4 separate regions of the Homo sapiens genome follow, and all the other regions are linked to region 4. Evidence: chromatin loops called from intact Hi-C (ENCODE). Cell type or tissue: endothelial cell of umbilical vein. All regions are shown on one strand. Links, peaks and the distances in the headings refer to the core of each region. The heading gives the core; the rest is flanking DNA.

Region 1 (7,908 bases), core at 1,494-6,493, 900 kb after region 4:
AACTTTGAGTGAAGATATGAACAAAAACAATGGGTTGCGTTAATCCTTTTCAACCTGGGAAAAGGCATCCACACCTGTCAATTTGGGGTGGTTGCCCAGGAGGGAACTGTGGGAATACAGCCATGGGAGAATTAGAGCTGAGTTGCCAGGCAGGCCAGATAATTCCTTCTTTAACAGCTTGAAGCCCGGGAGTCACATTTCCTACTTACAAAAAGCTTTCCAGGACGTAACCAAATCTGCGGTTTCCCAGGAGGTCTTGGCTTGTCTCACCAACAGCCCATGTCCTTGGAAGACACAAGCTTTTGTTGTTTTGGGGGAAATTTGGGTTGTGAGTGTGCTCAACACACCCCTGGCAGAGCCTGGATGAGAGAAAGAGGCTCATCTTTCAAGTCCTCTGCCACTCCCTTTGAAACAGGGCTGTTTTTAAAGGGCCTCGAGACTTACTTCCTGGCTGCGACTTCAAAGCACAGATGAATGCTTGATTTAGAGCTCCGGGGCCTCCATGTCTATTATTATTATTGTAAAATACGAACAAGTCAGCCACGTGTTTATAAACGTCCCATGACAGCAAACTCACTGGCTAGAGGATGCAACATTAGGCTGTGTCTGCACCAGAGGTAGGGAGGCTTTGCCAAGGGGGGCAAGCCCAAGTAAGGTTCGTTAAATGCCATGAAAAAAAAATGCTTCTGGAGCACAAGGCGCAGGAGCATTTCCTCATTTTTGGTGAGCATTGTGTTCGTTTATTAAGAAATGGTCACTGACAGCAATACTGTCTGCCATGTTCACATATTCTGAGAATGCAGAACAAACTTGTGACTCAGAGGGCTGAGAGAAAGCTGTAAGGAGTTGGGGAAGGGAGCTCAACATTACTGTTATAATTGAACTAAGGGCTCAGGCCTTTATCAGCCCACCAGGCTATCAGACGGCGGGGTAATGTGACTGTAAGTCTTTGCCTACGAATGAGTTCAGTGCATTTCCTGAAAGTAAGTGAAAATTGAATTTATTGGTTTACTTTCTGTTTTCTTGGCAGGTGAGATAGAACAGGTATAAACTCATATTAGTATAAACTAATGAGCAAAAAAATAAAAAAGAAAAGAAAGAAACAGCAATCAAAAGCAACAGAACACAAAGTAAAGAAAAAGATAAATACAGAAAAAAATGAACAAAGGGGTGTCTTGGTTCAGGTTCCTTAGAAGCAGGGCTTAAAACAAGAACTCAGGTGTGCATGATATATTGAGGGAGGACTCGTAGAAGAAGAGAAGAGAGAAACAGGAAGAGGTAGGGGTGTAGACTGAGATGGAATCTAGCCTTAGCCTGATGCAGTGGTAAGCTCTGGAGCATGACCTGAACAAGAGTTGGTGTTAATTTGAGGCAAGAAGACTGTCCTTTCATACTTCAGTGTTAGTTGAGCTTCCTGGATGGGGGTTAAGGGAGAATAGCCCTCAGGCTGATGGCTCTTGCTGAAAGCAGTTCTCTGAGGAGGGAGCGGCTGTGAGCCATTAGCAGCCCACTTACAGCAGCAAGGCAGATGGGTCTGCAAGCCAGCAAAGAATATCTACAAGACACCAACAGTATCCACTCCAGGGGCCTATTGGAGTGATAGCCAGAAATCATCCTCCTTGCCAAGAACCACTCTGCATCTCTCACTCCTTCATTATCTACGTGTGGGATAGATTAATGTGGCCTAAAGCAATGGGCTCTGAAACATTGGTCCCTTGGAAGGTTTGGAATTGCATTTAAAAATTCCCATCCCCTATATCCTAGTAAATTCTACGTTTAAATCGATGTCACCAGAGAAGATCTTCCACATGTGAACAAGAAGACAGGCCCAAGGATGCTTGTTGAAGCATTATTTGCAATGATGAAATAAGATAACATTCTGAAGGTTCACCAATGGGGCAACAGGAAATGAATTGTGATGTGTCATTCCCTAGATCACTGTGTACCAGATAAGTGAACTCACTGATACATATAGAAAACCTGAAGTTGAATGAAAAAAGCAAGATGCAGTGCAATGAAAATAATATGGTATATGTAGATAACATTTTTAAATATAGGCACAAAATATTGTTATGCTTTCATCTCATACACACATACATAAATGTGTTATATATAATACATATTTATTTGTCAAAATATTTTTTAAAGTTTAAAAGAAAATATAGCAGACTCATCAAGGAGGTGAGAATGAAAATGGAATTTGGGATGAGGTCAAAGCGTTTTCAACTATATCTATAATATTGCATTTTTCTAAAAAAAAAATTTTTAAATTTTAAGTAATTAAGCCCCTAAGTAATTAAGCATGCAAGGTAAGGTACTACTAGGAAGTATGCATGTGAGGAACCAATGGGCCAGGGTGTTTTAGCCCTGACCTTGTACACATCCAGTCTGGCTTCATAGACACATGTTGCAGAATGGCAAGGAAATAGTTGGGATAGCAAAGGGTTCAGCAAGAGGTCAAATGGGACAAGGGAAATAAAGAGCAAGATGAAGACTCTGAAGAGGAATCCCCTACTTTCATAGATATTTCTAGAACCATTGTTGGCCCCAGTGACACAGTTTACCAATCTTCAGTTATAGCAATGCTGTTCCCTATGCATATGTACCTTAATCTTACAGATCATTTGTTTCAGGCATTTTTTACTTGATTAGTTTCCAATACATTGTTTAGATTTCTTTAGATTCGGAGAGAAGGCCCAAAACATAAAACAATTTATAATTAGAAGTCTGAAGCTATAAAAGTCACCTAACATTTGTGCATACTATTTTCAAAGATGTGGAATTGTGTTACATACTTAAAACAGCATCCTTCTAAGTGTATTACAATGATCTGCTTTACTCAAAGTCTACTGATCTCTCAAAGACTCCTTGATCTCTCAATATGTTTTATTTTATATAATTCAAAGAGAAAACAAAGGAGGATCCCTTGGTTACGTATCTTCTGGAAATATTGGGTTACAGCTAATCATCTTTCTGTATTGTCTGACTTCTCCAAATCTTTAATATTCCACAGTGGGCTGTGAATGCACAAGTGTGAAACATAGTATGCAATATTTCCCTAACCTATTTGCACAGAGAATTATTTGTTATTGGGGCTTTCCTCCCCACACCAGACTTTAGAAAATACAGACCTAGAATTTAACCAGTAGATCAAATGAAACTTTAGTTTTATGTTTAAAACAAAGTTGAAAAACACGCTTCTCTAATCACATGAGTGTTTTTCTCTTTGGATTGAGACTCCTCTGCCCAAATTTGTATATAGCTTAGTGTGTATAACAGGGGAGGGGAGGGATTTCAACTACTCCTTGGAGCTGTCAAGTACTGAATCCCACTGATTAGCAAGGAGTTTCTCTCAACGTCTGAACAGCTTCTTGCCCTGGAGTAATATGTCGCTGAGTCATAGGGAAACATTGCTTGGTAATAATTGATGTACAGCTAAATCTTCTAAGCACTTTTTAACTATACAAATGCTTCTTGCCCCCACGAACAATGAACAAGAGAAGAGGCTTCCTTTTAACTTTAAATTAACTAGCATTTCAAAGAGTTCCAGAACATCTTTCAAACTCACTTCTCTGAGGACATCTAAATAGGACCAGTGACTCCCTGAAGGCACCTTCTACCCCAGAGCTCTGTTTCCTTTAGATACTGAAGTACAATAAAGTTGCTTTATAGTCATAGAGGAAATAAACAGGCTGCTGTTCTCAAAGAATGCGAAGCCCTTACCTGTGCCTTGAAGATAGGAACGTTTATGAGTCCCAGGGGACAGGGACAGCCCCCGGATGTGAGTAGTTTCCAGAGAAACAAGTTGATCTGAAGTTTTTCCTGGAGAGTTGGAAAATCTGCCACATGTCATCCAGCGCTTATTTCTTTGGTGGGTTTTACACTTGGGTGTCATTCAGCAGTTTTATGAGAGCAAGACAATGGATAGAGAAGCCATAAAAAAAATTCTTCTAGTTCTTTAAGGTATGAGTCATCTTTACCATTGAAACCTTTGGTCACAGCCTGAATAGAAGAGGCAACATGCACTGCTTTTTTTTTTTTTTTTTTTTTTTTTGGTAGGGGTGGAGGGAGAAGAGTTTTCAAATGTGTTGCTTCCATTCAGGAGGGAAAGATTATTTAGGGATCTATTGATTTTTCATATGTGGTTTGATTGCATTTTCCCTCACTTGAGTTTCTGGATGTGCTCATAGATTGAACCTCAGTTATGTGGGAACTTTCAGTGTCAGTTTCTAAGAGTAAGAGGCACGGCAGCATTAATTTGACCTTCTCCATGATAAGGGATCCATTTTAGAAACAGTAATAATAGCTCACACTTGTTGAACACTTATTTGTTGTCAGGACCTGATATAAATGTTTCATATGTCTTTACTTATTTAATGTGCATAGCAGCTACAATGCAGTAGTTGTGGTAGATTGTGCAAAAGTGGCTGCAATTCTCCAACCTTCCCTGTATCTGCATCCCTTTGCAATGTAACTGCAACTCCTTGCATCAAGAGATGAAGTCAATATCCTCACCTTCTAAATCTGGGCTAACTCCCTCGTGGCTCTGTGATTAGAGGTGCTGGCTGACCTTGGGTGGCCCCAGATGGATGGCTCCTCTGGCTTCCTCCACATGGTCTCTTATCCTTCAGCTAACTAGCCCAGGCTTGCTCACCTGGCTGATGGACAGGGTCTAAGAGAAGAAAGACAAGGGCAAGGCCTTTTTGAGGTCTAGGTTCGGAAATGCCACAACAATACTTCTCCTACATGCTGTCAGACAAAGAAAGTCATAGTGGCCAACCCAGATTTGAGGGGTAAACAATAATCTACCTATTGATGGGAGTTGCCACAAAGTCACACTACAAAGGGCCTGAATACAGGAAGAGCCATTTTCCCCCATGGGTTTCAAATGACCATGAGAATCCACATTGCCATCATCTAGAACAGTAAAAAGTGAACTAATGATTAATACATTCAAACATCAGCTCTTCATTAAGTTGCTTCTGAAGTGGATACTGCACAATCTTGTAAATGATTATTCATGGTCTTTTCACATAAGTCACCCAATAGTTTGACATTGTCTTTCAATTTTCTCCTTTATATCATTAGTTCCTTTACTTTTAAGGCAGACTTGGACAAAATTCATTGTTTATTATATAATAAGTATAGTGAGTATACCACTCCAAAGAGGACTGGACAAAGCAAGAAGACAAAAACCTGATGCAGTGCTTTTCAACAAGAAGGTACATATTAGAATTACCTGGGGAATGTTCTCAAACTTCTTTCCCTACCTCCATTCTGAGGCATATGTTTATTTCCAGGGCAAGGAAGATGAAGACAAGCACTTGTGTTCAAACAAGCCCTTGGATAACTCTAATACGCATTTCCTTCACTTCTCCTCCTCAGTTAAGAATGTCTGCCTAACAATTTGATGGAGTTGTTTGAATACCTTTGATAAGGTGAAATTATTGTGGCAGTATAATTAGAACAATGTGTTTTCATACAAGCTCTTCTATGTTATAGCTAAGAAACCTTGAGAAAGTCACTGGTCTTCTGGGAGCCTCAGTTTCTTCATCTCTAAAATGGGGATCATAATAACTTGCCCATCTCAGAGGCTCAAATGAGATAATTAGGAGAAAAAAAGTGCTTTGCAAACTGTAAAACTCTAAAAAACTGAAAGGAATAGAAACGTTTAGTAACTTCCCTTAATTATGCCAAAGCCCTGCAAGTTAGTCTAGAGTATTCTGTATGAAATATTCTAAAAGTGAATCCTGCCATTTCCTGACAGGCGTCAGTCATTTATCTTTCCCATGATCTCTCTGAATGAGACTTTCCAAATCTAGTTAATTCCTATCTTTTAATATACACCACTGTAGTGTTGGAATGCTGCCGGAGATTTGGAAACGGGCTCAGAGATGAAGTTAAGAGGTCATTTTGCTGTTACTGTGCACTTACCACAAAAATGTGGCTTTGTGGTTATTCGACAAAAAGGTGTAATAATTACTTGCAGTGACTGTATAGAGGCATGTTTGAAAAACAGAATTTTAGAGGAAGGAAAGTCAATAACTTACATGTGTGCTGTGAGGAGGGAAATAGAACTAGAAATAGTTTGGAGACGGTTGCTTTTCATAGAGGAGTAGGATCAGACAGATGGGGGGCAAGTTGAAGAGTAAGCTCCCTGAAGGTTAACAGCTTCTCAGTTTTGTGGACACACACACACACACACATCTGAAATTTGATCCAGATTATAATATATGTGAAAAGCAAGTTGTGAGACAGTGTATATCCTTAGATTTCACAAGCCATAGGTAGAAGAGGCCACCACTGTGTTGGAACCCAATATTCTTTCTCAGCGGTGGGAGCAGGACCACCATGTGTACCATTCTATGGGAGCCATCTACACCACAGGCTGAGTGTCAGCCTTGGGTGGGAGAGACACTTATGTGTACATCATTTACACAAAACGATGGATAATTGCCACATTTCAAGTTACCTATTCCATTTGAAGTTGTGAAAGGTAAATGTTTTCACTTCTAAGAAAACTTTGCCCTTTTCTCTCATTTCAGAGGGAACAACACAGAGACTCAGAAAGGATAATCCACTGTCTCTGGTCCCACAGCAGTTGAACCCAGGTAGATAATCAGATCTGAATTGTTCTGTTTTTTTTGTCAACATGTTTCAGAAAGTTATGGTAGCCACCAACTGAGCTATTTCCTAATCCCCTTCTGCTAGAAGTGCCCCTATGTTTGCTCATTACGGTGTTGACGGTTATTTCACTTCTATACTTAGGGGGCCTTCGGGGATTCTACCGGCGACTTCTCAGAAGCCGTATTTATGCACTACCCAGAAGGAAAGGCCTGCAGTGTCTAAAATAGTTATAAAATGTCTGTGAGATTTGAGTGGGGTCTGCTTTTTTCTCCTTTCTTTTCTTTTTTACTCCCTCTGCCTTGTTTCATTTTATGACCACTCACTGGTAAACTGACGCTGGAACAGCAGGTTGAAATGCCTTTCAAGCGCTTTGATTGCCACCATGAAAACAAACTGCTTTTTGGCCTTGTGTAGACACGATGTCTGAGAATTATTATAGTCAGTCTTTGCTCATGATTCCATGAAACTCTCCAATTCTGCAGCAAGCCCCATATTGCAGCTTTTCCAATTCACAGCCCAGCATACATGCAAGATTCCTTGGAGTATCTTTAAGATTTTGGGTTCTATAAAACAGCTCCCGCTCATAAAAGCACACACAAACTTACCATTGTTGAGTGTTTTTTAAATAGAATCAGGAACGAATCTGTGACCTTGTGGCCCTGAGGTGGGAACACTATCTATAAAGTTGCCCAGACATTCTGCCTGTCAGTAGGACATTTTCATTGAACATAAGTATAAAAAAAGAAGGAGCCAGAATAGGCCAAAATTTTTTACATGCCACAGCTCACTTTATGCATTTTAAACCTTGTTAACATTTGCTAACAAGAAAGTTAAGAACTTTGAGCTATAAAAATAGGAATGTCTTGCTAACTAAATAAATATATGTGTGAACTTTGGGTTCTGCTCCTTGCTCTGGACCGGCTCATGATCATGCAAAAGGAAAAAGAAAAAATTAAAAGGAGCCTAGTTTGGGCTTGTAAAATCTCTAACAAGTCCTTAGAGTTTTCTTCCTTGCATGTTTCTCAGAGTTTCTGTTGATTGCATCTTTTAGCAGAATTGAAATTCACATGAGTCATTCAGTTGCTGATCATCAGTAGAATTGTGAAGATTCTGAAGTGTTTAGATTTACCTTTTAAATATTAGCAAGATCACACTAAGAATGTAGAAACAACAGAGAGAACTAAGTACTGACTGGATGGAAGCTTTAACTTTTGGAAGCAGAGTTGCCTGGGGCATCCTTCTCCATTGTCACTGTTCATCAATTTCCATCTGTGTGTATTT
Region 2 (7,908 bases), core at 938-5,937, 370 kb after region 4:
CTCTGTACATAAAATATAAAAGAATGTCAGAAATAGCAAAGTTGCCAAGGTTACACAGAGACTGCTATTTTAGATGATCTAAAAAATTTTAATGATCGCACACATAGATCTGAGAGATGCAGAGGCACACAGCTGTAGCCTTAGAACCCAGCTTTATTTACCATCTGTCTGTTAGCACCATGAATCTTGGCTGAGAGCTGCTCTGCAGATCTGAGAATTCTGTCTTCTTTTCCAAGCACTCTGGGCTGAGTTTTTCAGGGGATTAATGGAACCTAGAAGTAATGTTTCCCTGCTCCCAAACTTGGGGCAAAACAAGGGCAGGTTATTAACTTCAAGGCAGGTTATTAACTTAGTTATGGGCTCTTCATATGCTTTTGCTTGTAACTGTGTGGCAGACTAGACATTTAGTCACTTACCTTCTGTAAGGGAAGTCACTTAATGTAGATGCTCAAGGAATCCCACGTCCAAATACGGTCATTGCTGAATTTGATGGGAGAAAAAAAGGACTGTATTTTTGCTGGCTAATGCGGCATTTCTGGATGTTCATTAAGCTGTTAAAAAATGTGAAATGATGACTCACTGTGAAGCCTTCCCAACCCCCTTCCCTGCTCCAATTTGCCTGCGGCTTGAAGGAATGTATACTGACTTGAGTTAAAGAAGAAACTTGTGGTTTCCATTATAGTCTGTAAACATCGATTGCTGAAAGCCTCAAGTGTGCTATCATCTCCTGCCACACACATGCTTTATATACAGTTCATCTTGGAAAACAGATTGGGAGAGCACCGTGTTTACAACTCCAGAGTAACCCAACTAATGGGGGGCTGGTCTGCCTGGGGGTCTCGAGACCATCACTGTTAACAGTGGAGGTCCCCTCTGATGTCTTTTAAGCCAAAGTATCAAGAGAGAAGCCAAAGACAAGCCTCATTAAAGAAAGATCTTCCTGGTACCCACAGTGGTTCTTTGCTGCTTTATCATCAGCAAAAGAGACATAAAAAAATCTTTGCTTCTCTTTTAGGTTGTATCCTTAGGCCTTATTCTTGATGTCATTGAAAAGTTGGTTTATCTATTATTTCCAAGGCCACTGGCAATGCTATCATTTTTGATTAATGATTAGTTTATGGCTAAGTAGTATTCCATGGTTAGGTGATGGTTATATTGAAAGCCCAGATTTCAGCACTATGTAATATAGCCATGTAACAAAATTGCATTTGTACCCCCTAAATCTATTTTTAAAAAGTTTAATTTAATTATGCAGGAGTGGCAGCAGAATGCAAACCATCCAGGGAATTATTCTGGTAGTGCCTGATGGATTTAAATAATACCAAGAGAAAGACTGCAGAGGGTATCCTGAGATTTGCATGACATCCTGACCAGGGTTGATAAGAAGAGCTAAATGGATAAGTTTCTTCTGGAAGGAGATATCATGGATGTGGTATGGGTAGAAAAAGTACAAGATGCAGCATCAGAGGATTCGAATGTGCCTTCTGGCTTTGACATTCAGTGGCTTTGTGACCTAGGGCACTGCTTCTTAGACATTAACATGGGTACATATCACCTGGGGGGTTTGTTAAATGCAGATTCTGATTCAGTAGGTGTGGGTGGGGCCTAAGGCTGCCCACCCTGGTCATCTTGCACCTGGCTGTGAGAAATAGAGAACCTGGCAAGGCTCCTAACCCACGTAAGTCTCAGTTTCTTCTTTAATAACACGGGGTTTAGAATGATGCCAACCTTCCAGGGTTATTGGGACTCATGGCACTGGTAAGAGTTCCTGGCACAGGCACTGGCATGGAGAAGACAAGTATTGGATATTGGCTTTGGGATCCCAGAATCTTAGTGATTAGTGATGGAAAACATCTGAGGAAGGACCTAGTTTTAACCCCTCATTTCACAGGTGAAGAAAGCAAGGTGTGTGTATGGGCTCAGTAAGACATGACAACTGTGCCTGCTCTTTGAGTCTAAATAGAGGTCCAGTGGACAGAGGTGTCTGGTTTGTATTTATGGTGGGTGTGACTTGAGTCTCTGGCAACATCTGACCTATGATTTGATATAAAATGAATCATTGTTGCAAATGTTTCACTTCCCTGCTCTTTCTCCACCCCCCTTTATTTATTTATTTATTTTAATAAACGAAGGCAGTCCTATGACAGGCCATGCTAATATCTTTTATTCCAAACAGAATGGGCTAGGAGTCAGTGATTTCATGCATATGGAGCTAAAAGTGTTTGCTTTTCCCTGATGTCTCCCTTCCCACCCCTCCTGACTCTGAGCTTTCACAATCCTTTCCTCAGCTCTTAAGAATGCTAGGCAGGCTAGCTGTCATCCTCAATCAAATAACATGATCAGTAAACACTATAAAATTATACCTTTCTGCTTTGCAGTAGTGGAGAAGGTACTAATGATGCAATGAAAGCTAATTAAAAACTCATAAATCTCACAGTCTTTTGAGTTTGGTGAGTGGCTAAGAAGAAAGGGTTGATTCCACAGCCTGCTTACTAAGAACTCAATGGTCCTTATTAGGAAGTAGCTCTCACTGTCTGCTTCTCTTTACTGAGACTTGTACAGTTGTTGAAAGAACTGCCACATGGCTCAGCTTTGAAGAGGGCCATGCTTACTAGGTTTCCCAGTTTTTAGTCTTGTATTTGCTATAACTCACTGTCAGCTGTCAGAGCCAGTTGTCTATGAGTATGATGCTAATGATGTTGGAGGCTTCACCCCAGACATGTGTGTAGGACTCCATACAAAAAGACAGTTTATTCTCTGACCTAAGACCGCACAGCTCATGATGGCCTAATTTCCTTGAACATAAGGAGGTCCAGGAGAGAGAGCAGATGGCTGGCTTGATGGACCCTGAAACCTCTGCTGGGCAGAAAGAAGACCCATGTGCTGGGAAACATGGGTCAGTTACCTCATCATAGTTTATAAAGGGTAGCCCACAGCAGTAGATGAAGGGAAATAGGGAGATGGTGTGTTCTTCAAGGGATGGCAGAGGGAGATATATGGGTTTAGGGCAAGCCATAGGATTGAATAATAGAGATGGCTGGGGATAATGGGACCCCAAACCTGAATATGAATAGTAGTATCTTCACTTCCTGGTTATTGTTTCAGGAGGGCAATTACTAACTTTACCTGGTCTGAAGTCCTACCTGACCAATATATAGATCTTAAGGCACCATCTGAGGACTTCTAGACTCTGAGGGTCCTAAGCATATGACTGCTGGTGAGTGATAAAAATGTAGGAAGTCAGTAAGTCTGACTGTAGAGGCCCCATTGCTTTGTAGAAACAATGATTAGCAACCAGCAGAGTGGATGTGGAAGATTGCAAAAATGGCCCGAATTATTCACCCTTCCTGTTTGTTCTCCCATCTCTTGAATCTGAGCTGGCCTTATGAGTTGCTTTGGCCAAAAGTCTAGTGAAAGTGATAGTGTGACATGTCTAAGCCAAGGATACAAGAAGCCTTGAACACTTCCACTTGTTCTCCGGGACTCCTGTGACCATCATGTAAACTTCCTGCAGGAAGATGAATCATGGAGAATAGCCATCCCAGTTAAGTCCATCATAGACTACTCAGGCCCCAGTAGGTCTATCCTGCAATGGGGCAGATATGTGAGCAAGTCCCGTGAAGATCAGTTTAGCCCATCCAAGAGCAGAGGAACTCATATATTTGTGAACTAAATAAATTCTTGGTTTTTCTTTCAACATTTCTTAATGAGAAATTTCAAACATACAGAAAAATTAAAAGAATTGTAGAGTGAACAACCATATACCTAATATTTTACTGTTTATTTTTTTAAATCACATATCCATCCATCCACCACCATCCTTCCTTTCATCTATCAATCCATTTCCTTTTTTCATGGTGATCATTGTTTTAAGCTACTAAATTTGGGGATGATTTGTTATACAAGAATTATTTTTGGTAGTAGGTAACTGATACCAATGACATAATATAAAAGAAAGCTTATTTTGGGAAATAAGTGAAGATTCCAAGAATGAAGTGGCTGATTTGGGCTTCTTTGCATAACAGTGTTTTCTTACTAAAGGGTACTGATGAGATCTACTTTTCTGGGAGGAAGAATTTTGACCAGAAGTTGTGAAATGGCTCAGGGTTTATCTGCAAGCAGAGGACCCTTACCAGACTATATTACTTCCCTGTGCTTTGTGACTCCCCAGCAGGTAGGAATGCTCATGACTTTTTGACTGGAAGAGTAGATACTTAGAAAGCAGCTGTCCATGGGGATGAGGGGGAGGAATGTCCCTTACGTATGCATTCACTTCCATGGCTTCTAAGTGCTTCACACAGGTATATGCTCATTTTTACATCAGTCTCATGAGGAAAATGTCTTATAGATTTGGAAATCAGATCTCAGAGAGGTTTTTCATCTGCCCAATGTCAGTTTAAGGTCGATCTAAGACTCAAACCCAGGCTTGTACATTTTACATTCCAATGCTCTTTCCATACTAAACTCTGCTTTTTCGTTGTCATACAAAAAAAAAAGAAGAAGAAGAAGAAGAAGAAGAAGAAGCATGGCAAGTGAAATTCGGAATAAGAAAGATGAAAAAAGAGAAAAGAGGCATTGGGGATACATGCCAAGTGATCGATTTATTCTAAACTTGTTCCTGTCAAGAAATATTTATCTCAGCTATTTCCAAATGTCTGGCACTGTGCTGGGTTTGTTGACTGGCATGAGTTGTGGAAACCAGCTTTGTCCTGAGAAACTTGCTGTCGAAGTTGATGTGAAAAGACACAGGGCAAATGACTCTGGTATTGGCATCTCAGACTCCCAGCTCACCTCTGATTTCAGCCCACATGAGGGGGACAGTTCCATGAACTAAAGGCTCAACTCCAGCTGTCAGCTTCTCATTTCAAGGGTATGCTGAGTGGCTTTCTCTTTTCTGTCCCAGGGCTTTCTGCCAAGCCATGGCAACTTGAGCTCATTTGGCTTTTAAGTGCCACTCAGAAGACCTGTGGAATCAATACCCTAGGAGGTGATGCTCAACCAGTGAGGGATGAGATCTGGTGAGTAGATACTCCGGCGGCCTACCTTTTACTCTGACAATTCTGGGAGGTATTTGCCTGCTTCTTAGTGTATCTCATAGAACTGAGCCTTGGTGTCTACAGCAGCAACCTTGATAATGCATTCTTGTGTTAGCTTTTCCTCCCTCCCTATCTCATTCTCTCTGTTCTCTGTCTCCTGATTCCAAGGCCTTTTCCCCAAAAAGCCAACTAAGTTCACATCTTGTTTCAGGTTCTGCTTTCCCACAGCTAAGACAGAAAAAACAAAACATATTCTTACAAATAAAATCATGAATAATATGGTAATACAATATTATGAGACAGTAGGACATGAAGGACAGATACATATGTATACACACCATATATAACAGCTAATACAGGGATTTAAGAAACAAGAAAACGCTAAAAACACTGGGGTCGCTGGAGTCAAGCCTTTAAGTGAGAATATGATTTCAATACATTGTTAAACGGAATTCTGGGCATGGGAATCTGTGGGAGGGAATTTTTCTGGGATTCTTACAAACCTCTGTTTTTTTATGCTTTACTAAATGTCAGCCATTAACAGTGCTGAAGTATCTAGTGGAAACTTTAATCACCAAGTGCCCACCATGAAATAATGACTCGCTGACTGCCAATGCTATGTGAAACCCAAGTTGTTTTCATTTTTTTCTATCTTTGATTGTGACACAATTTTATTAGGGTTGACCCCTTATATTTTAGAAATGATCATATAGCTCCATTCCACGGTAGGATATTTAGGAGCACATTCAATGCCAAAATTACTAAATTATATAGAGTCCTAGGGACAAGTGGGTTGGGAAAGCCAGGGCTGGGTTGTGATCGAACTTGTCGTTCAAAGAGAAGTGCAAATGCCATGTGGCTTTTAAATTAAAACCAGATGGCAAACAGTATTTGGTAGGTCTTGGTTCTTCCCCAGTTGTCTAATGCTCAGAAGTCTGAAGATAAGTGGAGATATTTTTGCCACAGTGAAATTCTGGCATTTGTAGCCACTTGCCTTGATTTCCATCATGAAAGGCTCGTTTTGAAGCATGACTCACAGAGGAGGCCGTGAGGAAAAGCTCCAATGAGAGGGTGGTCCCCTTGGGTCAGCGATTAGGCTAGAGAAAGGGCAGGGTGGGGCGATTTGGGCTGCAGCTTCCTATATAGTGCTGGATATTGTTTTAAGCAGACAGCCTTATTTTGTAGGACTAATTTCTCTCTTGCTCTTCATCAGCCCAGTGCTTGAAAGGCAAGAAAGTCACAGAGGAAAAGAAAGAGGAAATTCATAAGGGAAAGAAAATATCTGCATATCACAGAAAGCATAAACAAAATGTAAAACTTTAATAATAGGCACCCATAGGCAGATGAAAGCAGATGAAGTGAAATCTCCTCCACCACCTCCCAAGTTACCACATCTGCACAACTATCTGTTGAAAACACTTTAAAAGCTCCAAACATTAACTATTTTGTTGTTTTCAAAGTTTATAACCTTTTCCCCTTTTGCTCAGCTGTGTTCTAATGACTTTTTTTTTTCTGTTAAAGAGCATTGGTTTATGAGAACAGGATGTTTGTATTAAATATTAAATCCTCAAGGCTTCCTTCAGCTGAAGGTCCCAGCTTGGCTTCAGTTTTGATTGAAATAGACAAACCTATGTTCCTACAGAACTACAGAGAGTACAAAGAGTTTGTCAAATCTTGATAGTGGAACCCGGCATTGGGCCAAGAACAGGATAATTGGTTAAAGTCTGCATAGTTCTTTGAAGATGCAAAGTACTGTGTAATTCTAAGTCATATTGAAAGTTGAGCCAGCCCTTGAGGGCCTGATTCTAGGGGACAGCAGACTATACACCTCCCCGATGGTCTTTTGAGGAGCAAAGTTATTGTCTCGTGTAGATGAACTGGACTCTTCATGGGAGCCATCTGGGTTCTAGAAATTGGCCTCCAGCTCTGGGGTATCTAATCTTACTCCTTCTTGGAGACTTAATTACAGGCTCAGTGTCATCTTTGGCTTTCAGGGCTCTGCAATGTCCTGGAAGGTATCCTATAGTTCACATGAAAACATTCTGGGTGTAAGAGGTAGAACTCTGAGAAAACAGTCAAATATTATATATCTTAGGATTTCCAACTAGTCTCTGATAAAACAGACTTCAAACCAACAAAGACAAAAAAAAAAAAAGACAAAGAAGGGCATTACATAATGGTAAAGGGATCAATGCAACAAGAAGAGCTAACTATCCTAAATGTATATGCACCCAATACAGGAGCACTCAGATTCATAAAGCAAGTTCTTAGAGATGTACAAAGAGACTTAGACTCTCACACAATAAGAGTGGTATACTTTAACACACCACTGTCAGTATTAGACAGATCAATGCGACAGATAATTAATAAGGATATTCAGGACTTGAACTCAGCTCTGGACCAAGTGGACCTAGTAGACATCTACAGAACTGTCCACTCCAAATCAACAGAATATACATTCTTCTCAATACCACATCACACTTACTATAAAATTGACCACATAATCCAAAGTAAAACACTCCTCAGCAAATGCAAAGGAGCAGAAATTATAACAAACACTCTCTTAGACCACAGTGCCATCAAATTAGAATTCAGGATTAAGAAACTCACTCAAAACTGCACAACTACATGAAAACTGAACAGCCTGCTCCTGAATGACTAGTGAGTAAATAACAAAACTAAGGCAGAAATAAGTAAGTTCTTTGAAACCCGTGAGAACAAAGATACAACGTACCAGAATCTCTGGGACACAGGTAAAGCAGTATTCAGAGGGAAATTTATGGCACTAAATGCCCACATGAGAAAGTGGGAAAGATCTGAAACCAACACCCTAAGATCACAATGAAAAGAACTAGAGAAGCAAGACCAAACA
Region 3 (7,908 bases), core at 1,786-6,785, 410 kb after region 4:
ATAGTAGCAATCACTGACATTTGTTTGCACCCTATAATTTTGCAAAGCATTCCTTAAAACACTTTGAAATATATTAATTGTTGTGTCCACAGGCTAGGTTTGGTTTACTGCCACTTACAAATATCTTTGTATAGACAGACCTCTTTTCTGATCTATTTTCTAAATTTTTTTTTTTTTTTTTTGGTGGGAAAAGGATTGTTGGAGTAAGTAACACTAGCTTGCTATAACAAACACTACCAATACCCTAGTCTCAGTAGTTTAAAACAATAAAAGTTTATTTTTTGTTCATGGAAAGTATGATGTGAATGTTCCCTACCAGGGAAGATTTTTGACATGGTCATTCAAAGACCCAGGCTTATTATATTGGGACTCCCTCGCTCTTCGGACCTTGCTGGACTCTCCACATTTGGATGACAGAAGAGTAAAGAAGGAATTTGGAGAATTGCTTGGGAGATTCTTATGGCCAGACTGAAAATGGCAAATAGTGCCTGTGCTTCTGTTCCATTGGCTAGACTCAGTCACATGGCTATTCTTCCTGCAAGGGAGGCTGGGAAATATAGTTTATCTAATCTGTATGCCCAGGAGGTAGAGGAAATGGTTTTGTTGAAACATAGCAGTTTCTGTCAGTTTTGATTTTAAAAGGTTATCATATGGCACATGAAGCCAAGTGCTTGGCTCAGAGGAGATTAATTAATGTGCTGTGTTGACTGCATCAGGTGTAGGGGGGACATCTGTGAGGCTAAGCCTCAGCCTAATTTATAGGAAGAAGGCTTCCTGACTTTAATTCTAGTTAGCTTTGCAATAACCTTTCTAATTCCCCAATAGCCCTTCTCCCTTTGATCAAACTATCTCTAAGAATTTTCTACTCTAATGAATGACTAAATCAAACTGTTCCTTTAATTAAGCGGAGTACCGACATCTTTGAGAAAAAGTCATTAGACACCTTTCGATCCCAAGCTTGTATAAAATCTGGAAGAGCTGAGGAAATCAGAAGCATATCTAAGACCGACTTGCAGAACCAATATAAAGAATATATGAGGGCTTTTGGAAGAGAAGCCTCTCTCTTGCCCCATTTCTACCAGGACAAAACTCTAAAGTCAAAGCACTTTGGATCCCACTATGTGATGGGTACAAAATGAAGTTTTAAAGTGATAATTTTTAAAGGCTTATTGCAAAGAGGCATGAATTATTCCTCTTTAGCCAGAAGAGGAGTGCGCTCTCAATATGTGTCTTCTTCAAGTCTACCCCCACCATCCACATAACGAAGATATACTGATCACCTGTATCACGTATTGAAAGATCCCCAAACCCTTGGCAGTTTGTGCAATGAACATTTTCACTGGTCATTAGTGATCCTCATTAAAGAAACCTATTGAAGAGAGGGCGGAGGCATCCTGCCAGTCTGAAAGGGGTTATTAAAAAAATCCTTGTTATATTAAAAAAATCTTTGTTACTCTCGATGCTTCATTTTGAAGGCATGAGGTTCTCACTGGATATTGCATAAGATTGTACCATAAGAGCAGCTTAAGAAATTAATAAATCTAGCTCAGGATAGAGATTTTTTTAATCAGAGAAGAGTCATTCCAAATTCTGTATTGTTGGTAAAATTAGCTGTCTGTGAATCAGAAGAATGTTAAGGTAATATGACAGGGGAAATACTTTCAGTGAAAATGATTCTCTATGGTTGATCCTGGCTGCAAAATTTTCTGCCAACAGAAATTGATGTCTGTGTTGGTGCTATTACCCTCACTTTGCTGCACTGCCACTCCCATGCTGTGGCCAGGCAGAGAAACACTTGAACACCATGTTCATGGACATCAATTTATCTTTCAAGACATCATGATATTATTGTGTTATTAAAAAGAAGAAAGTGGAGTCTACTCCCTTCTTGCTTAATCTACCTCCAGTCCTGTAACTGGTGTGAAACCTGAGTTTTACAGTTGGAGGGCAACTGCCACATGACCTCCCCTCTTCTACGGAGTCATGCCATCAAACTGCCCTTTCTCTTTATTATTATTTATTGTTCCTTGAACTCAGCAAGCAAAAGTGGCTCATATAATAACTCTGGCAGTGCCAAAACAAACAGACACAGTACTGCCCTGAGCTGCTTGAGGTTTAGAGACACAAATGATATTGTACAAAAGAGAAATGTAGAACAACTGCAGAATGGAGGAGGTGTATTTCCCCTGTGTCCCCTTTCTCTTGCTATTTACTCCACACTCTTTGACTCAATGAAGGAAACGTACGTGAAATATATACCTTCATGTCTGAATAATTTTAAAACGTTGAGAAGATTTAGACATTTCAATAATTCTCACAAAAATGTTTAAACAATTCTACAGATTTAGAATTTTAGTTCTTGCCAGAAAACTAATTCAACTTAATTTTGGGGATGGTTCTTGAAAAAAACACTATTAAATACTATTGTTAAATACTATTAAATACTATTTTTAAATACTATTAAGTATGGGAAGGAAATGCAGAAGGAATGAGCAGGGCATTTGGGGAGAACTGAAATCACTTAATATTTCACCAGAACACTCCTTTTTAACATGTTATTAAACATTTTAACTTGAAATCCTATATTTTATTATGTGTAAACCTTGGGTTGGAAACATCCCCTGGAATTAGTTGAAAAGGTAAAAAAAATTTATGCATAGAAGGAGTTACGTCTTGCTAGAGACTCAAATGATTATCAAATTAGTAAATAAATGAATAAATTAATTACTACTTGATTTCTTTGCCATTAAATCTCTTTTCCTGTCTTTCCTCCTGTATTCCTCCCTTCAAAAATAATTGTCAGTTACTATAGCTTCTTCTCCCACCCAGTTAAAAAATATTTTGTTAACCTTTGCCCATTTGGTGGTCTGGACATTTGCTGTTGTTTTCTGTCCAGAATCTCTTCTCTCTTCTGTTAAAAGTATTAATGTTTCTTGAAGACCTTTCTTCCTTCACAATCAGGTCATGTGATTTGATTAGAGCTGACCTGCCCCCATGTTTCAGGTGGTTATGTCATGACCCAGGCTCAATAGATGAACATGTGACCCACGCTCACTAGATGAACATGTGACCCACATCTGTCCAATTACAGTGAATCTCAGTACTTTTGCTGGTGGTGTAGGAAGTATGGAAGGAAGTCAAGGATGAAGGTGGTATAGGTGGTCTTGTCTGTCCACCGGCATTGCTAAGAGGAGAAGAAATTGGTCTGGGGCTGTAGTGCACTATCTTGTCACCTCGAGTTGTGGTGGTGAGGTCCTTTTTGAAAGGAGTCCACCAAGAAAGTCCATGATTTCAAGATGTTCTGAAGACATCATCTGAGTTTCTAGATGTACCGGTTCCTGAAACAAGATATTGGCTATTGAGACAATAAAATCCCCCCGGCCCCACTTTTTTTAATGCCTGTTGAATTGGGTTTGCTGTCAATTTGCCAGAAGGGTTTAGACAAATGCATCTCCCCCAAACACACACCCACATCTGTGTTTTAGAGAAGAGCATAAATCAGAAACAGCAGTGTTTTCTAGTACATCTTTCTTTGTTCTTACTATCAACTACTAATTTTCTTGGTGTCTTCCTTGGTATTTTCATGTAAAGTAAATGCTGCATGAATTACTCAATGAATTATTATTTTTTTCTGTGAATAGAACATGCCAGTTATACTTTAGGTTATTAATTTGTAATTGTTAGAGCCAGGGGTTAAATTGTGCAACAGTCAAGTCCCTCCCTCATTACCATGCTTTGGCTGAATCCTGTCTCCAGAGAGAGGAAATGTTTCTGTTACTCTCCCTCTTCCTGAGGAAGCATGTCTCCAGCCTTGCAAAGTCATCAAGACTGAAAAAATCACCACCAGGCTGTGATAACAGGACAGATCCCTCCCATGCTGCAAATTATGCTGTCTCCCCACTGAAGCCACTCGCCTCTGTAGTGTCCTCATCACTGAGTGATTGGCTTTTCCTGAAACAAACACACACAGCATGTGCTATACATGTAGACAATCAGGAAAACTTCAGAAAAAAAGGAAAGAGAAAAGGAAGGTGTGTTTTATGTTCTACTAGTAATAACATGATAGCTTTTATTACTTCTAACTTTATTTCTTCTTGGTTTGACTCACTTTCAGGAGGTGATGTGGTGTGCAGGCCCTGTGGTTTTATCTTGAATCCTGGCTCTTCGGTTTAGCAAGGATACTATCTGGGCAAATAACTAATTTCTATGCTGTATTCCCCTATTTGCTAAAAAGTATTAATACATACCTCATGGTGATGTCAGAGTTAAATGAGATAATATACCTACAGCACTTAAGACAGTGTCTTGAACATGGCAAGTACTCGATTAAGGTCAGCTGATGTTTAGTAGCTGGACAGTTTCTCTCTTTCCTCCTCACACCACTCTTCCTTCTCCCAACCCAGGTTAGACTTATCCCTTTCTTTGCTAACTATAACAGGTAGCTCCCCACAGAGTATAATTTGAGAAGCCTCAGAAAGATGTCTCTTGTACTAAAATATTTATCCTTTAGTCCCTGTTGAAATTTTCCTTTCAACCACATTCTGGAATTAACATTGAAGTTCCCTAGTAAAATGCAAAAGCATCAGTCATTATACACTTTGAATTTATCAATTGATTCCTAGACATCAGATTCTGGGGATATGAGGCACAGGAAGAATCAGTCAGAGAAGACAGGCTAAAACTCAGGGGTGTGTTTTGTCTCTGATTTCAGAGCTTTAGGAGAGATGAGAATGGGATGCTAAGAGAAGGAGATAACCTACCTGGCCAACCACATTGCCAGATTCAACTGGTGAATAGTAGGTGATGGACGTTAGGATGAGAGTTCCATCACATCTTTGTGAAATGCTGTGGTGGGGAGTCCAAGATTGATGCCCAAGTTGGCTGAAATAAAGCTCCTCTAGGTATCAGTTAGGAGTCATTCAGGAGAACAGAAACTGATCTAATCTGAAACCAGAAAAATTTAAAACAGAGTTGGACACATAGTTGCTGGAACATCTGCGACGCCAAATAGAAGCTGCTAAAGAAATACAAAGATTTGCAAAAGCAGGATGCCATTATCTTTCCTGAGGTTAGATGCATAAAGAAGGAGGTAGTGTCTCTGAGGCTGGAAGCTAAGCCCACCTAGCAAAAGCAGGAGCCTTAGCTGCCTCTCTGACAAGAACCAGAGCCATGGAGAAGGCACAGTTGCTACCTGAGACATTGCCTATGACAGAGAAGGATGGGGGAAATGCCCTGTACTCTCCTTTCTTTCTGCTCTTTAACCTCCTGCCAGCATCTCTCATTGGGTGAATGTGGGTGGAAGTCAGCTGGTACAGAAGCCTGGAAAACAGAGGCTGCAGGACCCACCTCCATGGTAGGCGGCGCAGTTTAGGAGATGGGACTAAGAATGACGTGAGAACAATGAAGCGATGGTCACAGTGCTGAGAAGGTGAAGGAAAACTATTATGGTCAACTAAGTAGGCGACATTGAAGAATTTGAGGTGTCAAAGGTCCTCTTTACGTTTGCCATATTACGTTTGCCATACATGTTGAGGATTTTGGCTTAGTTTTTAGTCTGGACCTAGATGTAGACTATTATACACCTCACTTCCTTAGTTTTTCTCAATGGTAGTCATGGAGTCTGCATTAGAAACAGTTGTACTGGTAGTTCAACATGCTAATTCCTGGGCCTCACATCAGGTCTTCTGAATACATTTTCCTTATTATGGGGTCCACTGGTTTGGTTATTTCTATGTTATTGAGATTTGTGTTTATAGTGGTTTTTTTTTCTATTTAAAATTGGGACAATCACTCTCCGAGCAAGCTTTGCTTGTTTTCTCTCTTTGATGATGGGTGATCCTGTTCTTATGAAGTTCTAGTCTATTGGCCTGTTTAATATCCGCCCAAAGGTTCTGCCCAGGACTTAGACTGCTGATGAGAAATGTCTCTTTTCCAAAGATTGATGGTTTAACTCAAGAGAAGGGCAACACATTCTCAAGCATTTTAACAGATCTCCCATCCCAGGAACAGAGTTGCACAATTGAAAAAGTTAGAAATAGAAACCAGAGGAATTCCTTGGTGCAAGAGGTCAGTGAGATAGACTTCCCAGCTGGACTGCATAGCATGCTGCTCATGGCCTTGGGAAGCCATTTCGGGCATTTGAAGCCAATTGCTTTGCATTTCCTTCAATGCTGTTGTAAACGATTTTATTTTTATAGCTATAACTGGTGGTGTAATGAGCATAGGCCTGAGTCATAGATGCTTGGATTTAGTATTCCTTTGGTGCATAAGGTAAGGTCTGTGTCCTCTCCGACCCTGTTTCTCATCCTTAAAATGAGCATAGTTGCTTTGCTTCCCTTGCAGAGTAGTTGGAAAAATCACCTATATTAATTGAATGATTTCTTTATTGAGTTCACCCATGTACTAGGTCTCATATTAGAAATATAAAGACAGCATTCTTGTCTTTGACATGATTGCAACTTCTTAAAGATAATTTGTATTTGAAAGCAGCCTACACTTTGCAATGCTCTGTTGAGTTGAAAATTATTATTTAAAATACTGTAATAAAGTCAGATGGGCTTTTCCTAATGGCTACACTTGCAGTTGAGGTGGGTAGATATTAGTTTTCTGCTTAGGGGATCTAAGGGACGATGTCAACATTTTTAACCCGAGGACCTCCAGAAGGCAGTCAACTATGCTAAGCTTGCTATTGGCAGGCAAAAGTCCTCACTAAGGAGAGGAAAAAGAAAGAGTAAGAGGAAGAGGATTAAAAGATGTGAAAATAAAAAAGACTGGGATGAAATGTAATGACAAGTAGTGTATAGCTACCAATGTCCACTGAAGTTACTATTTAAGGCACCTCCTGCCAAATAATTTCGTCCCTCTGAAGCATTTTATGAAGTGTTTACAACTAGAAATTATAAAAATGTGAGCAAAAATCTGTTTTTAAAACACCTCCCAAACTTGCCTTTACTGTTTTGGAACTTGTTTCTTCTTACTCATAAATTATTGCTTACATGTGTTATTTTTGTTTTGTTGTGTTTTTCTTCTGATGGAATGATAAGCTCTCTTTTATTTTTTCAACTTGGGATGACATGTTGTACTATTCATTAAGCACTTCTAATATTTTACCTGATGCTTTATTTATTTTGTCACAGTTATTTTCAAGCTTTAACTGCATCAGAATTACCTGGGCAGCTTGTTAAAACACATATGACTGAGCCCCACCTCCAGAGCTTCTGATTCTGTTTCTAGTCTGTGGGATGTGGTCTAATAACCTCCTATTTGAACAAATGCTGATCCTGCTGGTTCAGGAGGAACCACTTCTTTAACATTTCAATAATATTGTTGAATATTTCCTCCCTTGGGCCTCTATTTTCCTGTGTTGGGTTGTCTCTCTTCTTACAGAATATAGTTATTATAGAACATTTTAATAGAATCTAATATGGTAAATCCATGGGTTTTTGTGCATTTCTTATGCAGGAAGTTTATATTCCAAAATATCTGTGGGACCCTTTCAATGAATGGTTCTCTTCTCATGTAGGCCATGGTCTAGGTAAACAGAGAGGAAATGCTTCCATATTCCCAACTCCTGAGTTCTAAAATAGAAACATGATATTGTGGCTTGGACAGGTACACTAAATTTATCACATCAATATTGTAAAGAATCATCTCTGGTGCTCAAGAGTAATCCCAACAGTGTAGATATGATTTCTGTTTTGGCTCATATGAGAAGCCCTGGCAAGAGGAGGAGAAGTGGATCGTTGGTTGCTGGCTTTGCACTGAGTTATGCCACTTTTCAGCTGCATGACTTTTTGGCAAAATCTAGGATTTTGTTACCTCAATTGTGAAATGGGAAAAATGACCATTTGCCAGATACATGGAGTTGCTGGGAGGTTCAAGGCTGCTAAATATGTAAATTATGATGGA
Region 4 (7,908 bases), core at 1,733-6,732:
TCCCTGGTGCAGTCACCAGGCACTAAGGCGTAGGCTGTTTTAGGGCACACTTGGCTGCCATTGCTCACCTAGAGGGGATAGGGGCCAGCTCCCAAATAAAGGGGAGTGGGTTCCAGGCTAGACAGCCTAAACGTGCTCCCACATGAGGCTGGAAGTGTGTCCTGAGTAGCCTTCCACAGGGGTTAAATTTCCTCAGAGTAATGTCTGGCAATGTGGAGTCTCTCAGATCTGGATTTGATTCCTGGGTCTGGCACTCACTGCCTGTGTAATCTTGGACTAGACCTTCCCGAATTCAGCTTCCTTATCTACGAAATGCAAATAATCATTGTGCTCCTTCACCAGAGTGGCAAGGATTTAATTGAATGCTCTGAGTAAAACTTAGCACAGTGCCTGGAACATAGGTGCTCTGTAAATGGCAATCAATATTTTAAACTGTGATTGTTTAATCACATCACTATAAAATTTTGCATTGTAAGATATATGCAGTTTGTGGTAATATGAAAATATTTAATATGTTTTCTAGAACTTTTTTGTAAAATTCACACTCCAGGAAGAAAATTTCCATGTCTTCTGAGGAAGCCTTTAGGAGAAACTCTTTCTAGCTGTAGTATCAGAAATGATTCAGTTATCCTCAGCATGAATTCCTTCTCATCTTCTTGACTCTGATTGGTGCTGTATTTTTCACATTTGTACCTAGGAATCTCAGAGCCAGATGTTGCAGAGACTTGGGACTATGGTGGGAATTTCGTGCAGGCCTATCATCGGTTTCATCTTATGTTTTTACCCTTGTTTGCTTTTACTTATTCTCCCCATTTTTAATCTTTGCCTCGTTACTTGAAGCTGCCTTATACCCTCAATGCCAGGTAGGTGTAAAATGCCAATGACGATTTGTGTGGCTTCTCAGCGACAGACCCATGTATGTAAGCTGCCTCTGGAAACCCAGTGGGCGTGGTAGAAACGGACCACATGCCTTGGGCCTCACCCTTGTCCTTCCTCTCCCTCACACCCAACCACATCCTCTTACTTCTGTCTTCTGAGTGTCCCTCAAATGTGCCCCTTCCCCTTCACCTCGAGATCACCTTGCTTGATCTCTTATTTGGGTTCCTGCAGTGGCTTTGAACCTGTCTGCCTGGCTCCAGTGATTTCCCCTTGCCCGCCCATGCTCCACACTCCTACCCAAGAGAGCCCTCCAGCCCACCAGCCTCCTCAGCCTGTCCAGGGCCCCTCTGTGGCCTGAGCCTTCCTGCCCTATTGGCCCCATCTGCCAGCAATGCCCTGTGTTTCTGCATTGAGACTCTTTTCCGTCTCCAAAGCACGCGAGCTCTTTCTCTGCATGGGGCGTTATTCATTTTTCCTTCTGCACTCCTTTCCCTGTTCCTCAGTACTTGACTGCGACACCACCTCCCCTTCCCTCACCTTCCTCAGGCAGAGCTGTCACTCCGCTCCCTCTGGTACTTGGGTATGTGCCGTGGTCACACATGCCACAGTGCCCAGCTGCTGCCCCTCCCTCTCTCAGGGCCTGGCTAGTGCCCCTGTGAAACTCAGCAGGTGTTTCAGATGATCAATGAGTGCATGAGAGAATGTGGGGACCTTTCTACATCTCTTAAGAGTTCTGAGTCTGCTCCAGAGATGGCTTTGTGGGTGAGAAATGTTAATATTTTCACCTTTATTCTTATATTTAATGTAAACACAGAAGACAAGACCTCCCACCTCCGAGGACTTGGAAATAGTGTGAGTTGCACCTCTGGAATTCTTAGGAAAGAGATAGGAAAAATAACCAACACGTTCAGTTGGCAGTGAGTTTCCAGTGAAGTAATCCTAAGATTCTTGTATTCCCATTTCACGAAATATGAAAAATGACTGCTTGTTGTTGCTGATGGCAGAGTTGTCGCTACTCCAGAATAGGGAGAGAGGAAGTTGTTCTATGATGTATCAGTGCACTGGGCCGAATAGTAACGGCTTGGTCCCTGGAAAGGGCTTAGAGCTCTCCCTTTGCAGACAAGGCTGTGATTTGCCCAATTCTTGGGGCTAACTTGTTCTGTCATTTGTTTTTTTCATTTGTCTTCCTTTCATTAAATATTAAGTATTCACTGAGGGCTGGTAGTGTGTTGGTCACTGGGGATGCAAGATTGGCAGAGGTATAGACCTGTCTCCATGGCTTATAGCCTAGGATGGGGGCCCTACATGGACCAGTCACTTAATGTAGAAATAAATAATCACATGAAGAATGGGCTGGTCCAGAGCAGGGAAAGAGAAACTGTTCAGAATAGCTTCACAGAGTTGACCACACTCCTGCTAGGGTTCGAGGATGCATAGGATCTCAACAAGCATGGAAGCAGCGAGGCAAGTTGTAATGTAAGCCAAGGATGAAAACGTCAGGTGCAGGAGACAAAGACATGGGCCTCATTAGAGCTTGTGAGTTGCTGCTCTGAGCTGCAGCAGGAGTGGACTGATCCGATTTATAGGTTAGAGATTTCCCAGATATGCATTGAGGGTTCATCCAGGACACCAACAGAAGTGACTGTAATCTTCCAAGTGGGAGAAGATAGGAGCAGCAGAGCAAGAGAGAAGTGTGTGTGAGAACGCTCTAAAAAATTAAAATGGACAAGATGCGTGACTGATTCTGGAGGGTTAGGGGAAGGGAGGAGTTGGGGGTGACACCCCTGTTGTTGGCTGAATCCTCTGGGTGGAGGGGATAGAAGCCAGACCAGACCCTGGCTGGGGGACTCGCAGCCCAGTGCATGCAATGTGAAGCTATTCCTAGCAGCCTGATGGTTGCTCAAGAGGTGGCTTGGCCTCTGCAGAGTGACCAGTTCTGGGCTGAGAAAGAAGTGATGGTTACCATGTTGCTTCTCTCAGAAGAAAGCTGGAGAGTTGATCTTCTGAGACTAGAAATAACCTTCTCCTAATTAGGAGGAGGAGAAAGGGAGGCTGTGCTGCTGGCAGTGTAAGAAGCTTTCTTTTCTTTTTTTTTTCTTTTTTTTTTTCACTTCTGTTTTCTCATGAGTGACAAGAAGCAAAGCTTTGAGAGCAGGGAACTTTGGAAAGGCAGAATACCTCTGCCTAGTGTGGGAGGGAGTTGAGAGAGCTCAGAACTGCAGGCTGCAGAGGGAGAGCCCCCTGCGGGGGAGGGGACTGCCTGCCAAACAGTGGAGGCTTCCAGAAACCCCAGGAAAGTCTGCTCACCACAGTAAGATTTGACAATTTATTTTTCTAAAAAGAGACATTCTACTCAATCTGTTTATTTTCAAACTTAGACTAGGTTATTTGTGATCAAAGTCACAAAATGGTGAGAAAAATACCAAATTGGACCTTACTATTAGGTTAATTCTTCAGCAAGCTGCTGTTACAGTATCAATTCAAGTTGCTTAAGCTTAAGATTCCCCTCCCCCCACCCCCTTTTTTTTTTTAAAGAATTAGTTTTGCGGTGGTAGGAGGGTTACAAGAAAAAAAAACAATTAGTTTTGCTAATGAAAAGGTAGCAGTGAACTTGGTTTAGATTAAAAAATCAGGAAAGAGCACCTGTAGGAACCTGCAATAAAATGTGTTGAGACATGTTTTACCGCTTTGGAAGGGCTTTTATTCCAGAATCCTTGGAACTTCAATGGGCCTGTGATTGAATTCAGAGGCCAGTGAACTTGCATGGGAAAAAGTTACGTCTTTATTGTGATCAAGTTCTAGTAAATTTAGTTTTCCTTTTTATTATGAACGTGGGATTCATAATCAAAATATGAATAATATTAGCAGTATTTGTCACCATTAGAAATTATAGCTCTTTTCATATTACATTAAGGTTGTTGCAGATAATGAAGATATCATTTATGCTTATCGCCACTTCAGATTTGTAGTAGTACTAGATCCATCACTATGTGACAAGACCCAATGCCTTAATAAACAAGGACATACATTCCTATGTCTCAAATTTTTCTTTCGTTAAGATAACTGTACTTCAGTGTAATTGGTTTTCTTGTTAATCCTATGTGTTGTGTTTCATGCATTTAAAAATATTATTCTGAGCAACTTTCATCAGCTTCACAGTTGGCTAAATAAGTCCATGGCACAGGAAAGGTTAATATTCCGTGGCTAAGATCCTGTAGTTGTGGCATGCGACCTCCACCTGGTGGCAGCATACTCCTTAAAGGTTAAATTCTGTAACCAACAGTTGAGAAGGACTTTAACAGTATACTTGAGTGGTTTTCAAACATTTTTTATTACAACCCACAATAAGAAATAGGCTTTCCATCATAACTGAGTACACACTTACTTACATTTCACAAAACAATTCTTGATCTAACCATATGACACATTGATATTTTGTATTGCATTCTAATATTATCTTCAGTTCTCTTTCATTAAAATAAAATGCTGGTTGCAACACACTAAACTGTAACACACTAAAGTGCACTCTTTTACATCGTAGGAAACCATCTTTCAACATGCTTCACAGTTTATTACCTGGTAAACTTCATTTGGGTCTCCCACACATTTTCAGGGACGTAATACCTACATTTTAAATAACTGCCAACAAGTATGAGTGCATTTTACACAGTGTTTAAAAATTGTTTATTATTGATGTATAATTTAAATATAGTGAAAGGAACTGATTGCAGTGTATACATAACATACCCCATCAAGATACAGAATAGTCTTATCACATACAAAGTTCCTTTGTGACAGTTCTCACCCAGTTTTTTACCCCCCTGGGAAATTACTGTTTTGATTCCTTTCATCACACGTTGATTTTGCTGTTTTAGAATTATATATAGATGGAACCATACAGTATATGTTATTTTGGTCTGGTTTCTTTTGCTCAACCTAATGTTTTTGAGATGAATACATGTTGAGTCTATCGGTAGTGTGGTGAGTAGTGTTCCCTTGCATGAATATGGCACAATTTGTTCTCTTGTTGTAGACTTTTGGGTTGTCTTCACGTTGGGTTATTATAAATAAAACTTCCATGAATATTTGCATACAAGTCTTTGTGTGCACATATACTTCATCTCTCTTGAGTAAACACCTGGGAAGGAATCATTGGCTCAGTTGATAAGTAAATGTACGTTTAGCTACAGGAAACTGACAAACCCATTTGCCAGAGTGGTTAGACCATCTTACATTTCCACTGGGAAAGTATGAGAGTCTGGGTTGTTCCATATCCTTACCAACATTTCATGTTATGTCAGTCTTTTTAACTGTAGTCATTCTGGTGGGTATTGTAGTTGTATCTCTTGGTGGTTTTAATTTTAATTTGCCTGATGACTAATGATATTGAACACTTTTTTCATTTTCTTATTAGCCATTCATTTATCCTATTTGTGAAGTGTCTATTCAAACTCAGGTTTTTTGTTTTGCTTTTTTTAAAAATATCAGTTTGTAGGAGTTCTTTACATATTTTGGGTACCAGTCCTTTTTGCCAGATACATGTATTTTTGAATACATAAATACATTTCTCCCAGTCTGTAACATACCTATTTATTTTATTAGTGGTGCTTTTTTCGTTAACAGAAATTTTTAATTTTGAAAATTTAACAATTTTACAACTATTTTTCTCAATATTTGGTGCTTTCTGGATCCTAAGAAATCTTTTCCTATTCCAAAGATCAGGAAGATAGTTTTGGCTTTTTTGTCTAGGTGTGTGATCCATCTCAAATTAAATTTTGTATATAGCGTGAGGTAGGTGTCAAGTTTCACTTTATATTTACATCTGATGGTCTAACCATTTGTTGAAACTACTTTCCTTTCACTGTTGATATATAGGACAGAATTTAAAAAAAAAAAAACAAAACTGTCCAGCCAAGGAAGTGAAAAAACTGAACCTCTGAGTCTCATAAACCGAATCTCTGGGTCTCTCAGACCATCCCCAACCTTGGTGTCCCATTCCTTACCAAATTAGTTTGTTCACAGTTATCTTGTGATTCTCAGAAATTACTTCACTCATATGTGAGGATTTATAAGGCAACAACTTTTCACAGGGTCTGTAACTGTGCTATCCAGTATGGAACCACTAGCTACATGTAGCTACTTAAATTTAATTTAAATTTTATTAAAAATGTAGCTTATCAGTTACAATAGCCACATTTTAAGTGCTCAGCAGCCACATATGGCCACATACGGCCACATATGGCTATCTTATTGAACAGCATATATATAGAATATTTCCATTATTTTCTAAAGTGCTGGACAGCGCTAGCCTATAGAATAAGAACAGAGTCAGGCTTTGTACAGTTTTGTAGCATACTTTAATGAATTTTGTTTTGTTTTGTTAACTAGCATTCAGTATGTATCTTTATCTTCTTGCTTATTTCTCATTCTTCCATGTTCCTATTTCAATTCCAAAGTGTACCGTCCTAGCCAATCCTTTTGTCCGTCTAAAAATGCAGTATCTTATATCTGTTATTTGCTGCTTAGAAGAAAGAATTCCCCTGGCTGTGCATGGAATCATTCTTTTGTGGAGCCTACCTAGTACTGACCTATTTAACTTCTCTCGATGCTTCACGTCTTCCAACTGCTGCCGGGATGCTTGGACATCCCCTTTCAAGGTGCAGCCCAGAGACAGATATTTTGTCTTTCCTGTCTTGATTAACATTGCATCTCTCCTTAGCATTTCCACTGTAAATGTTAAACTTAGGGAAAGTAGTAGATTATGACCTGTAACCATGTTCTTTATTAAAAGTTCTGTCTAGTAGTGAACTTTGTTGCCATTTCATCATGAGCAACCACATAGGAATTTGTGAGATTTTCTCTCATTGTTTGCTGGGCATGAGCCGCACAGACACTGACTCTGCCATTAATGTCTTTCAGTGTGGGAATTTTGCTGTCCTCGTGGATCTTCATATCTTGCCACAAGGTTCAAACAAAGATACAAGCTGGTTTTCTGAACAGAAGAAAGAGGTACAACAAAACTTTCTACTATTTAATTGCAAGTAGCTGCTGCTGCTATAAGAAATATCAGCTCTTTCCAGCTTTCATTTCTGTTAGTGGGAAAAAAATGTTGCGTATTTAATCCTTGAAAAACAATTGTATTCCCAATGACAGACACATATGCACCCACTTTTTTTTTCCTTCAGAAACTGACACATTCATAAACTTCATATGATACTGTATTATTTAAACCAGACATTTTATACCTCTTTGTTTTGGGGGAAGGATTTCTATATATTCAAAAAGAGGAGAAGAAGAAGAAGAAGTTAAAGTGACTATTTCAGTAATCAGGGATTTTAACCTGACTGGTTGTGAAGGATGGCCTGAGCACCTGAAGCAGGTGTGGCAGTTAACACAAGGCTGAACCTTCACACCCATCTTAAAGCCTCAGCTTTTATTTTCTATCATCCTTGTATTATCATGAGCCTTTGACAAGTCAGGAAATACTTGACGGTGTTCCTTCTCACAATGGTCAGTCAGGAAAGCCAGTAGCCGGGGGCTTAGCAGAGCATGATGCTGGACTTCACTGAGCCTCAGCCTCCTCATCTGAAAGTGAAGAGGTTTGCCTAGATGCCAAATTCACTCCTGGTTCTAAGTTTCAACAATCCCACCCAAGTGCTGCTTGTGGTGGAGGCTTACAAGCTGCACTGAGCTCTCACCATTGCTTTGCCTCCTTCTCTGATCCCTGCTCACCAGAGAGCAGGAGTAACCAGCTTGTGGCTTTTACACACCTTTAAAAATATCATTATCCGTGATGTCCATTTACCACAGTTGCTTTTTAGACTGAGAAATAAAAATCAGATTTGTTAAAATATAGTATATGGCGAAGAAACTATTGACAGTGGTGAAAAAACAAAAAGCCACCCTTTTCTGTGATAATTGCTTTTAATTAGCTTTTGGAGCTCACTAGAAAAAAGATCCCCACCCCCCAAAAAAGATTTTATAGGATAATACATTTTCATTCAAAGGATAATATTATCAAGACTTTGC

Evidence for each region. Peaks named below come from ENCODE experiments on the same cell type or tissue, not always from the same donor. Only the 100,000 strongest peaks of a DNase experiment are listed, where the experiment ranks them.
Region 1: a loop joins it to region 4, with 7 times the contacts of the local background. A loop is called at or near these places in 2 of 110 quality-filtered maps.
Region 2: it touches region 4 in a loop (2.7-fold over the local background); 7 of 110 quality-filtered maps call a loop at or near these places.
Region 3: it touches region 4 in a loop (9-fold over the local background); 2 of 110 quality-filtered maps call a loop at or near these places.

What each region holds. Positions count from the first base shown.
Region 1 is chr20:11,451,754-11,459,661 of GRCh38, forward strand. No RefSeq gene overlaps it. Among named protein-coding and RNA genes, the nearest start is that of LINC00687, 420 kb to the right of the region's middle. In endothelial cell of umbilical vein, for the core only: no CTCF peak of the experiment used is centred there; DNase peaks (open chromatin) are centred at 1,898 and 3,698; H3K27ac peaks cover 3,503 bases.
Region 2 is chr20:10,922,527-10,930,434 of GRCh38, forward strand. No RefSeq gene overlaps it. Among named protein-coding and RNA genes, the nearest start is that of LINC02871, 100 kb to the right of the region's middle. In endothelial cell of umbilical vein, for the core only: no CTCF peak of the experiment used is centred there; a DNase peak (open chromatin) is centred at 3,425; H3K27ac peaks cover 1,019 bases.
Region 3 is chr20:10,960,097-10,968,004 of GRCh38, forward strand. No RefSeq gene overlaps it. Among named protein-coding and RNA genes, the nearest start is that of LINC02871, 62 kb to the right of the region's middle. In endothelial cell of umbilical vein, for the core only: no CTCF peak of the experiment used is centred there; DNase peaks (open chromatin) are centred at 2,005 and 3,815; H3K27ac peaks cover 1,655 bases.
Region 4 is chr20:10,549,433-10,557,340 of GRCh38, forward strand. SLX4IP (SLX4 interacting protein) reads left to right here. Exons shown (of 8, transcript NM_001009608.3): 3 at 6,799-6,888. Among named protein-coding and RNA genes, the nearest start is that of MIR6870, 96 kb to the right of the region's middle. RefSeq lists an enhancer at 1-98. In endothelial cell of umbilical vein, for the core only: a CTCF peak has its summit at 4,112 (motif pointing left); a DNase peak (open chromatin) is centred at 4,129; H3K27ac peaks cover 267 bases.